2 separate regions of the Homo sapiens genome follow, and region 2 is linked to region 1. Evidence: read pairs that join two places in POLR2A ChIA-PET (ENCODE). Cell type or tissue: PC-9. All regions are shown on one strand. Each heading gives the region's core, and the rest is flanking DNA. Links, peaks and the distances in the headings are about the cores only.

Region 1 (7,836 bases), core at 3,828-7,827:
ATATTATTATTATTATATTTTATTGTTAATCTCTGTGCCTCATTTATGAATTATAAATTATAACATATAATTATAAATTAAACTTTGTAATTCAGTTACAATCATTATTATAATTTCGTTATAAAAAGAACCAAAGGAGGCCAGAATGATCAGGGCTAGCGGGCCCAACGAAGGTGCAGGGCTTCAACTGAGTCTCCAAAGATGGGCAGAATGTGGCGAGAAGTGTTGAGTGAGTGTGCTTTGGGAAAGGGACAGTGACTAGGAAGCAGATATTCAACACAAGCCACTGAGGCATCTGTCTTCAGTTTCCATGGGGGAGCCACTACCATGTGAGCCCAGGGCTGATTCCTGGGAGAGCCACAAACCAGACAGGCATCAGCAGCCCCAGAGAGATGCTTCTAGGGGAAGGAAGTGTGCCAAGGTCTGTGCATGCCAAATGGACGACACGGCCATGAATGACTAAATAGACATCTCTGGGTGGGTCACTTCTCCCATTACCATGGCAACAGGGCTGTTTTAAGGAAAAATTTAGTTATAATGTAATTATGATTATAATTAAATTACAATCATGATTAAATTAAATTACAATCATGATTAGATTAAATTTTGATTGAAGCCATCCCACTGTCTTCACTTGGAGACCCAGCCTGACAGAGCAGCCTCTGTATGGGACATTGCCAGTCTCATGGAAGAGGAAAAAGACAAATGGCAAACATGAGCTGGTTCATAAAGCTTCTGCATGGAAGTGCCAGATGTTACTTCCACCCATGTTTCACTGGTCAGAGCAAAGCATGTGGGCACTACTGCAGTTAACAGCAAGGTTCTAATTCTTCCACAGGGAAAGCACTGCAAGTCACCAAGCCAAGCTGGATGTCAATGGGAAGAGGACATTTAATCCTCCCCCTAGGAAGTGTGCTAAATATTAACAAGAAAAAATGCACCTCTATAAGCATGTTGCCTCTTTAAAGATATTGTCTCAGAATTATTTCTGTCAAGCCAGACATTGTGCCCTTAACATGTGCAGTTCATCCAGGCAGCCATTAGTCATTCGTCAACAGAATAGAGCCCACTGTGTGCCAGACACTGGCCTGGGTGCTGGGCTTTTACAGTGAGATGAAGTATTGGTTCTTTCCTCTTGGAAACTTAGTGCACAATGGAGAAAAACAAATATTTACACTACACTATGATACATGCTATCATAGAGGTGTGGGCAGAGAGTTGTGCTATGCACATAAAAAAGCAAGGCTTCCTCTAAAGAAAAGGCAATTGGGTGAAGAAGAGATGGGGAAGGGAGGAAGAATCAGGGAAGGCTTCACTGTGGAGGTGACATCTATCAGAGAAAGAAGGTAGCAAAGGGTATTCCAGAAAGACAAAACAGTATGTGCAAGGGCCTGATATGTGGTATGTTCAGAGACTGGGCAGAAGCTTGGTGGCTGAAGTGTGCAAGGGATGGGGGCGAGAGGTGATAGGAAATGAAGCTAGATGTGAGACACCATTAGCAGATGCTATAAATGCCATGCCGGGGAGTTTGGATTTTATCCTGTAGGCAGCAGGAGAGCTGTTGGACAGTTTTAATGGGAGAGTTGCATGATCATGTCTGATTTTTAAGGAAGACTGTAACAGCAGACATGGATTGGAGGGAGAAGAGGGGCAATCATCATTTCATCTAAAAGCCCCTCCAGGAAAGTCTAGAATCTTTGCACAGAAGCTTTTTGAGATAATTAAGCCCCACTGGTGAATTGGAGCAAACAGGTTCAGCTTTGCAGTGAGCCAGCAGTAGTAGCTTTTGGCCAGCAGCTGCTTTTTCCTTATAACAGCCCTGTTGCCATGGTAACGGGAGAAGTGACCCACCCAGAGACGTTGATTTAAATGTTCATGGCCATGTCGTCCATTTAGCATGCACAGATCTTGGCACACTTCCTTCCCCTAGAAGTGTCTCTCTGGGGCTGCTGATGCCTGTCTGGTCTGTGGCTCTCCCAGGAATCAGCCCTGGACTGACATGGTAGTGGCTTCCCCATGGGAACTGAAGACAGATGCCTCAGTGGCTTGTGTTGAATATCTCTGCTTCCTAGTCACTGTCCCTTTCCCAAAGCACACTCACTCATCACTTCTCTCTCTCACCACATCCTGCCCATCTTTGAAGACTCAGTTGAAGCCCTGCACCTTCGCTGGGCCCGCTAGCCCTGATCATTCTGGCCTCCTTTGGTTCTTTTTCAGAGCACTTTTTGGAGCCATATACAATTACCTATTCCTCCTCTGAACTCTAAGCTTTTTCTCACTGGTTGTTTGGTACTTAATTTTTAAATGTATTCTGCCATTTATGTGTTGTTTGACATCACTGACAGTTTCCTGGGTCAGCATCCTGTCTCCCCAGTCAGACTGTAAACTAGCAGGCATCATCTTTCTGCAAATGCCTTGCCCCATGTTCTTCCCATTGCTGCCAGAGTAAATCTTTAAAAGGTCAGGTCTGACCACTCAAGCCCTTGCTGAAACTCTTCACTGGGTCACTTTTGCCTTTGAGTGCTTACAAGTCTCCATGGCCTGGCTGCTGCCAACCCCTTCTACCACATCTCCCCCGGCACTTGACGCTCCAGCTGCACACTCTTCTGTCTGCCTGGAACGAACTGCCCTTGACTTCTCACCTGTATGATTCCAGTGTGTCTTGTGGACATCCTGGAAAGACTCCCTGTCCCTCATAAGAATGGGCTATGTGTCCCTCTTTCTATTGCCATGGCATTCTATACTTGCCTATTATGGCCCCATTAGATGTCTTAGGGGCAGGGACATTGTCTGGATTAACATTGTTTTTCCAGTGCCTAGCACAGTGCTTAGCACAGAGAACAACCAATAAATATTTGTTCCAAAAAACGAGTGACTGGTAGGTAGACAATTAATGATTGTTACAGGAAATAAATATAAGGTGACTCCTTAATTTGGGATGGGGGGGATTCCTTAGGGTTTTTTTTTGTTTTTTTTTTTTAAACCATTGATTTTGCCCTAAAAGAACAGAAGGGAGCATCTCTCTTCTATGAGTTTCTCCTCTACAAATGGCTCAGGACAGGACACCAGGGACAATGGATGGAGGCAACATCAATCCCCTTCTGATTTCCTGCTTCCTAAGATTGTAGAGCCACATGTGAGAGGAACTCGCAAGCACATGTTGTTCATAAGCTGCATTTTATTTATTTTTTATTTTTTTGTCCCAAACTTTTATTATTATTATTATTATTATTATTATTATACTTTAAGTTTTAGGGTACATGTGCACATTGTGCAGGTTAGTTACATACGTATACATGTGCCATGCTGGTGCGCTGCACCCACTAACTCGTCATCTAGCATTAGGTATATCTCCCAATGCTATCCCTCCCACCTCCCTCCACCCCACAACAGTCCCCAGAGTATGATGTTCCCCTTCCTGTGTCCATGTGATCTCATTGTTCAATTCCCACCTATGAGTGAGAATATGTGGTGTTTGGTTTTTTGTTCTTGTGATAGCTTACTGAGAATGATGATTTCCAATTTCATCCATGTCCCTACAAAGGACATGAACTCATCATTTTTTATGGCTGCATAGTATTCCATGGTGTATATGTGCCACATTTTCTTAATCCAGTCTATCATTGTTGGACATTTAGGTTGGTTCCAAGTCTTTGCTATTGTGAATAATGCCGCAATAAACATACGTGTGCATGTGTCTTTATAGCAGCATGATTTGTAGTCCTTTGGGTATATACCCAGTAATGGGATGGCTGGGTCAAATGGTATTTCTAGTTCTAGATCCCTGAGGAATTGCCACACTGACTTCCACAATGGTTGAACTAGTTTACAGTCCCACCAACAGTGTAAAAGTGTTCCTATTTCTCCACATCCTCTCCAGCACCTGTTGTTTCCTGACTTTTTAATGATTGCCATTCTAACTGGTGTGAGATGGTAACTCATTGTGGTTTTGATTTGCATTTCTCTGATGGCCAGTAATGGTGAGCATTTTTTCATGTGTTTTTTGGCTGCATAAATGTCTTCTTTTGAGAAGTGTCTGTTCATGTCCTTCGCCCACTTTTTGATGGGGTTGTTTTTTTCTTGTAAATTTGTTTGAGTTCATTGTAGATTCTGGATATTAGCCCTTTGTCAGATGAGTAGGTTGCAAAAATTTTCTCCCATTTTGTAGGTTGCCTGTTCACTCTGATGGTAGTTTCTTTTGCTGTGCAGAATTTAGATGGGGAAACAGGCCCAAGGAAAGGAAGAGGCTTTTCCAAGACTGTCTATCTGGTTTAGCAGGAGGGACAATGACATTATGGAAGCTTCAGAGAAGGGAAAGAGCTTCTGTCTGTGTAGCTCATTGCCCCAGGCACTGCTCTGCCTGCCTGTGAAGCACCAGAGCTGGGTCTGAGCCCTGTGAGTACCTTTAAGGGCAGTGCCCTATTTCATTCATTTGTTTATTTAACCAGTACTAAGCACCTACTCCACCACCAGGTGTTGAATGGACCCTGGGGATACAGCACTGAAAAAAGGCCAAGTCCTTGCCCTCATGAGCTGACATTCTGATGACAGAGGCAGAAGTAGACATGTTTACCCTCATATAAATAAATAATATTTCTCTTTCTGTCCCTGGATTTTGCAATTAGGAGACACTTTATTTAAAAATAATTTAGGCCCGGTATGGTGGCTCATTCCTGTAATCCCAGCACTTTGGGAGGCCGAGGTGGGAGGATCCCTTGAGACCAGAAGTTCAAGACCAGCCTGGGCAACAAAACAAGACCCCGTATCTACAAAAACATTTTTTTTTTAAATTAGCCAGGTTTGGTGGCATGTGCCTATGGTCCCAGCTATTTGGGAGGCTGAGGTGGGAGGATTGCTTGAGTCTAGGAGTTGGAGGCTGTAGTGAGCTATGATCGTACTAGTGCACTCCAGCCTGGGCAACAGAGCAAGACCCTGTCTCTAAAGATAATAATAATAATAATTTAAATGCTATACCTAGACATTCAGAACAAAAGAGAGGCATTTAGTTAAACTAGTGTTATCAAAACTGTTGTTGTCTTTTCATAATCAAGGCAGTTGCAGCTATGAAAATCTCACAAGTACCCTCAACATCTGTAACTATTATATATCAATTTTTTAAAAAAGTGGTTGTAGCAAAAACAGACTCTGATTCTCTGTAAGGAAAGGCTTTCATTAGAATATTCAAAAGGAGCAGGCTGCCTCTGAGTGTAGAGAGTTTCCTGTTGCTGGAGGTGTTCATTTAATTCGACAAACACTTACGAAGTGCTTACCATAGGTCAGGCCCTGTGCCTGACCCTGGGAAACAAAGACGAATGAGAAATAGCCCCTGTTCTTACCTAACTCACAGTCTTACAGATACAAAAGGGATTCAAATAACAGTTAAATTCAACTCAGCAAACTTTTATTGAGTGCTTACTGTCGACTAGACACAGTGTTAAAGGTTATTTTCAACTCTACGATCTTTGGTCACTTATGATCTTTTATTTTCAGGATTGATAGCTGTCACTAAATTAGTCCCACATGCAAAATGTCCTCTAATTAAGGAGGAACTGGCATCTGTTATGTTGATGCTTAAGAGAGAAATATGTCTGTGGAAGTGACAAAACTTTCCTTTTGCATCATAACCACTTGGACTTTGTCTTACATTCTTCCCACCAGCTACAGAGGTCAGTGGTGGCATCAGGGGAGAAGCAGTTACAAGTGGAGTACCGCATCAGCAAAAGGTAAGAAGGGCCCTTCCTTGGTCATACCTGCTGCCCACCCTCGGGCCGTAGCATAGCTGACTGCCAGTCAGCAACAGCCATTCAGGGACCTCCAGAGGTGGAGAATCCCTAGTTCACGTTTATAGCTGTACATTCTTTTTAAGAGGGTGAAGTTTCCACTCCCCTTTCCCAGGTTGTTAGATCATCTGAGGGTTTAACTAGAAGGCCATTCGAGAGAGACTTGGAAGAGCTCCTCTGCCCTAAACCAAAAAATATGTCTATAGTTGTTCTCCTAAACAGGATTGCTTTTCCAGAAGATACAGTCCTGTCCACATTTGTAATTTAACTTTACAAGATTCCATTCCCACCTCCTGACTCATATTGAAAGCATGACTTGCCAAGAATGAGACCAGAAGGACAAATAGACTCTGGCCCTGATGGCTTCTGTAGAGGAGCAGATTCAGCTGTGAGAGCCCAGCTTTATCCCACCCCTCCAGCCCTGCCCACCCCCCACTGCAGCCCTTTACTTACATCCACCAAAGACATGTGAGACAGTGACGTCAGCATCCTTGGGGGGAGGCCAGACCTCAGGATGGAGATCAGTTTGTGCTGTCTGGGAAGGGAGGTGAGTGATGAAAGCTGTGATTCAGAATCATTTGGCTTAACTTACTTGGTCTGGTACATTAAGGGCCTTTCATATTAGTAGTTATTCTCTAACCTATGGAAGGTCCCTATGACCTCAGCCTCATTGCTTTTTCTAACCTTTCTGATATTCTAGTGTCAGAGAGAAAATTCAGCCTTGGGTTAATTGCTTCCAGGGGAGCAGGTGGTATTTTCTTCCCTTTTCCGAACAAGAAACTACTTTCTTTCTCCACTTGCATCACTCTTCAACTCTTTGACTTTTGGTTCTGTCCTCACAACTTCGCTGGAGCTGGTCTCCCAAAGGTCACCAGGGAACTTCTAATTGCCAAATCATTTTCCTGCTCACACACCTTCACTGAGTACCCATTATCCATAAAGTCCAGATTCCATATCACAGTGTTTTCAGTTTTCTATGTCATGCCCTGAGCCTGCTTCTCCAGCTGTATCTCCCGTTACTTCTTCCTATCTCCTTATTCATAATTTATTGCCACACCTCCATGTCTGTGCTTATGCTGTTTCTTCAGGCTGGAATACTCCTACATCTTTTCCATCTATTGAAATTTTATGCACTCTTCAAAATTTGGCTTAAATGTCACTATCTTACCTGAGTGCCCCACTGGAATGAACTTCTCCTTCCTCTGTGCTTCCCAGCACTTTAAAGTCTGTTTCTCAATTTTTCACTGTACCTTACTTTGTTCTTAGTTATATTTGTGTTTGTCCTTTCCCCCATAATCCATGAGCTCTTAGAAGGCAATAGCTCTGTCTTGGGGATCTCTGTAACCTAAGAGCATGTGGCATAGCACTCTGCTTGCACTCTATTTGAAAGAATGAACACACTAATCCATCAAAAGCAAAGAGCAAAGAAATGGTCTTCCATATCATGCCAAGGCTGTTCCCTCAGAGCCTTATCGTCTCCCCAGGAGACCCACTGGCTTTAGGGAGCACTTTCTCACTTCCCAGGGACGTAAATTCTGATTCCAAAGTTGCCACTTTGTCAGAACCTCAACAAGACATTCAGGAAAAGAGACTGAACTCTGCTGTTTGGCCTTTGCCCTATCCTGGCTTGTCTTGCAGTAGAGCAGAGATTTTCCTGTGTTTAAAAGTAACACTAATGTATAGTTCACAAAGTGTCTTCATAAGCATTGCCTCTCACAATCTTTATAAGTCTGTGAAGTAGATATTATTATCATCCCAATTTTATAGACAACACACTGACCCTTAGAGAGGTTAATGGTTAAATACTTGACTTAGGATCACAGAGGATCAGGGACTCGTCACATTTCTCTAAATCACAAGCTTTTCCCACTGTACCCGGGTCCCTCTGTTCAGATGTCTCTACACCATAGCAGCTTTGAAGGCAGGGGTTTTGTCTTATTCCTCTTTGTATCTCAATGCTGTGAGTTTGTTGAGGTAGAGAACAAAGTGGACTGGGCAGACTTAACATGAGGAATGCATAGGTAATTAGGCATTTATGTCTGTCTTCCCTCCCTCT
Region 2 (4,000 bases), core at 1-4,000, 320 kb after region 1:
CCAGCTCCCACACTGCCTGCCAGGATGAGCGAGTCAGTGTAATCCTGGGCTCCACACCCCACGTCCTCCACCTCAGCTTGCTTCTACTGAGAAAGGCGGGTCCGTATTCTGTCTTCTCTGTGTGTCTAGATTCTAGGCAGGGAAGAAGGATGCTTCCTCGTTATTGGGCCCCCTCAGAAAACCCAACAGTCTAGAGACTTAAGGAATGATCCTAATCAAGCGGGGTGCTCAGCCCCACACCTACTCACGGTCACTCAGCACGTCGTAGGCCTCTGCTATTTGCCTGAAAATCTCTGCTGAAGACGGCTCATTTGACTTCAACGGGTGGTGCTTAAGGGCGAGTCTGCGGTACCTGGAAGAGGGAGAATTAATACAAGTCTTATCAGCTGGTCTGTTTCTGAGGGCGGACCAGAGTTCAGAGCCGGCACTCTGTTCACTCCTGCCTAGCTATAAATCCGGGGTGACTTCACCAGCTGTGGTGGCTGCGGAGGTGCACTGCTCAGCTCTTGAAGAGTAGCTGGTGCGGGGAGCACAGTTGACCGACAGTTCCAGCAGCTGCCCCCCTGGGCATCTGAGCTGAAGCAACTGCCCCTGAGCTGCCCTCAATGCTTACGTGTGGTGGGGATACCAGGGCTGGCCCATTCCTGCAAGACACAGGACTCCTCCAACGGGCAAGCTTTGCGCGAGGGCTCCCCAGAGGCTGGCTGAGCTGCTCCCCGGGCCTCGCTGCACTCTCCCTCCTTCCTCCCCTCCCTGTCTCCACTCGCAGGTGTCAGGCTGTACTGTGCGCGCCCCTGCTCCCTTCCCTTCATACTTCACGGTTTCTCCAGGTGCATTTCCTGCTCATCTAATCCTGTTTGCTTCTTAGAGGACCGGAGCAGACACACAGGCATCTTGGGAGGATGAGCTACAATTGGGTGTGCAGCGGGCATGGCTGAGGCGCTCAGTGCCCGTCCGGTTCCTGTGCCGCCCCCACCCTCTCTCTGCTCATTTTTTCCCCACTTCTGTTCCTGCCCAGTCCTCTGCTATTTGCCTGAAAATCTCTGCTGAAGACGGCTCATTTGACTTCAACGGGTGGTTAAAGGGCGAGTCTGCGGCACCTGGAGGAGGGAGGGTTGATACAAGTCGTACCAGCTGGCCTGTTTCTGAAGGGCAGACATCGCAGCGTCTGAGAATATGTATCGGCAGTGACCCGGGGTGGGGGAGAGATGGAGCGGATTGGGTGGTTTGTGGAGAGCTTAATAAAGGGACCATTCGCCCAGGTGCTGGAGGAGCGGAGGGAGACTGCCAGGGACAGCGGAGTGCAGTTTTCCCAGGCCAGGAACCCCGAGGGGTCTGTTGGAGTGTGTGGACAGGGCCCTCAGCGGAGCTGTGACCTTCTGTCAAGCGACACAGCTGACTGAAGAGACCCCATAGGAGGAGAACTGGGGAATAAAGCCGCAGCCCTGCCCTTCTCCCTCCCCATCTCCCCGCCTGATGCTCCCCTGGGCCGGCTCCATGTGGAAGGCTGAGGGCAAGGAAGCCTCCCGGAGCGCAGCAGGGCAGGAAGGGTGGGGAGTGGGTCTGGAGGGCTGCACGGGAAGCATCCAGCACAGACGCCTGTCATTCAGCCCAGGCGTGACCCCCCACCTTGCCTCCACCCGCTTTTCTAGTGCCCACACCCGCCTCGCCGCCATCCCCAGAGTTCCACAGCTTCTCTTCTTATTCCAGAGGCAGGCTTCTGTCTCTCACAGCTAAATCTCCATCCCGAACCAGACCACTTCCCTGAGCCAAAGACTACCTCCAAGTGCCTACTTGCCATCTCCTCTCCAAGGTATCATAAATTCACTGAGCCCAGACATATACTTTTTTTTTTTTTTTTTTTTGAGATGGAGTTTCTCTCTTGTTGCCCAAGCTGGAGTGCAATGGCACAATCTCTACTCACTACAACCTCTGCTTCCTGGGTTCAAGCGATTCTCCTGCCTCAGCCTCCCAAGTAGCTGGGATTACAGGCGCGAGCCACCACGCCTGGCTAATTTTTGTATTTTTAGTAGAGGCAGGGTTTCACCATGTTGGCCAGGCTGGTCTTGAACTACTGACCTCAGGTGATCCGCCCACCACAGCCTCCCAAAATGCTAGGATTACAGGCATGAGCCACAGCGCCCAGCCTTCTGAAATACTTTCTGACCAGGTCCCTCTCCTGGCATAACCCTTCACTGGTTTCCCCATTGTCTCCAGCATAAAACTCGGATGTCTCATTCTAAGATCCAAGCCCCTGCTTCTCCCTCTGGCCTCACTCACTGTTCTCTCTTGCTGCTCCCTTGACCTCTCCTGCATGACTCACCCCTCTGCAGCTCCTCCCAGCTTCTCTGGGCAATTTTTAATTCATCCTTCAACTTTCGACTCAGGTGCCAAATCCTCCAGGGCACCTTCCCTGATTGTTAGCCTCCTTTCTAGGTTAGACTCCCCTTCCCAAGTCCCCAGCACCTTTGATCCTTGTCCTCAGCAGTGCTGTGTTCCAGGTGTATATTGACTCCTCTGTCTAATAGACTGGGAGGTCCTGGAGTTGCTGCATCCAGTTCTAGCCCCAGTGCTGGGCACTGAGCAGGAGTGAGTAAATAAATGATACATGCTAAGCATCCTGCAGGACAGTCCATCTCACTGTGGCATGGCTCTGACTTTTAGGCAATGCCTCCTCTTACTGCGGACAGGAAGCTGGATCTGTGGTCCTGCAACTGCCCCTCCATCCATAAGGGTCCTGGCTGTGCCCTGGGGACCTTACAGAGAGAATATCTACCTTCAGAGACTTGAAGACAATTGTCACAGCCTTCCAAACCAGCCTTTCTCAATTATAAAGGTCACAGTCAGTTATTTTTATTTATTTATTTAGAGATAGAGTCTCACTCTGTCACCTAGGCTGGAGTGCAGTGGCGCGATCTGGGCTCACTGCATTGTCCGCCTCCCAGGTTCAAGTAGCTGGAACTACAGGTGCCCACCACCACACCTGGCTAATTTTTGTATTTTTAGTAGAGACGGGTTTTTGCCGTGTTGGCCATGCTGGTCTCAAACTCCTGGCCTCAAGTGATCTGCCCATCTCAGTCTCCTGTAATCCCAGCAATTTGGGAGGCCGAGGCAGGCAGATCACTTGAGATCAGGAGTTCGAGACCAGGCTGGCCAACATGGTGAAACCCCGTCTCTACTAAAAATAAAAAAATTAGCCGGGCACAGTGGCACACACCTGTAGTCCCAGCTACTCAGGGGGCTGAGGCAGAAGAATCACTTGAACCTAGAAGGTGGAGGTTGCAGTGAGCAGAGATCCTGCCACTGCACTCCAGCCTGGGTGGCAGAGAGAGACTCCGTTTCAAAAAAAAAAAAAAAAAAAGTAACAAGGTTTGAGAAAGGTTTAGTTTTTCATATAAATTTGAGTGGTTTCAAAATTATCCCTGCAATAACATCACTCTCATTCACCTGCTTTCCTGAGTGGGAGAGAAAGGGGTGAAATCACAGCTTGAACGCTGCAATTATGAATCCTGGGCAATTATAAACTATCATGATGTTTTTCTTCCTTATATAAGTTTAGCTCTTTTTTTTTTTGATCAATATCTAGGTGATCCCATGAGCAAGCATGTCATACATGTGACTTAGAGTTATTGCAGGGGAGAAGGGTTAAGGACTGCTTTTTGAAACCTACATAGTTCTTTTAATCACTCTATTTATTTTTATTTATTATTTATTTTTGAAATGGAGTTTTGCTCTTGTTGCTCAGGCTGGAGTACAATGACTCAATCTTGGTTCACTGCAACCTCCACCTCCCAGGTTCAAACGATTCTTCTGCCTCAGCCTCCCGCGTAGCTGGGATTACAGGTACCCGTCACCACGCCTGGCTAATTTTTTTTAGTAGAGACAGGGTTTTACCTTGTTGGCCAGGCTGGTCTTGAACTTCCGACCTCAGGAGATCCTCCTGCCTCGTCCTCCCAAAGTGCTGGGATTACAGGCATGAGCCACCGTGCCCAGCCTTATT

The links. Peaks named below come from ENCODE experiments on the same cell type or tissue, not always from the same donor. Only the 100,000 strongest peaks of a DNase experiment are listed, where the experiment ranks them.
Region 2: POLR2A ChIA-PET joins it to region 1 with 14 read pairs; 1 of 35 experiments calls an interaction of 5 or more read pairs at or near these places.

The regions. Positions count from the first base shown.
Region 1 is chr11:74,277,275-74,285,110 of GRCh38, reverse strand. P4HA3 (prolyl 4-hydroxylase subunit alpha 3) reads left to right here. Exons shown (of 13, transcript NM_182904.5): 8 at 5,659-5,723. Among named protein-coding and RNA genes, the nearest start is that of P4HA3-AS1, 30 kb to the left of the region's middle. In PC-9, for the core only: no CTCF peak of the experiment used is centred there; DNase peaks (open chromatin) are centred at 4,340 and 6,090; H3K27ac peaks cover 1,232 bases.
Region 2 is chr11:73,954,669-73,958,668 of GRCh38, reverse strand. DNAJB13 (DnaJ heat shock protein family (Hsp40) member B13) reads right to left here. Exons shown (of 8, transcript NM_153614.4): 2 at 249-352. Among named protein-coding and RNA genes, the nearest start is that of DNAJB13, 5.6 kb to the right of the region's middle. In PC-9, for the core only: no CTCF peak of the experiment used is centred there; a DNase peak (open chromatin) is centred at 2,288.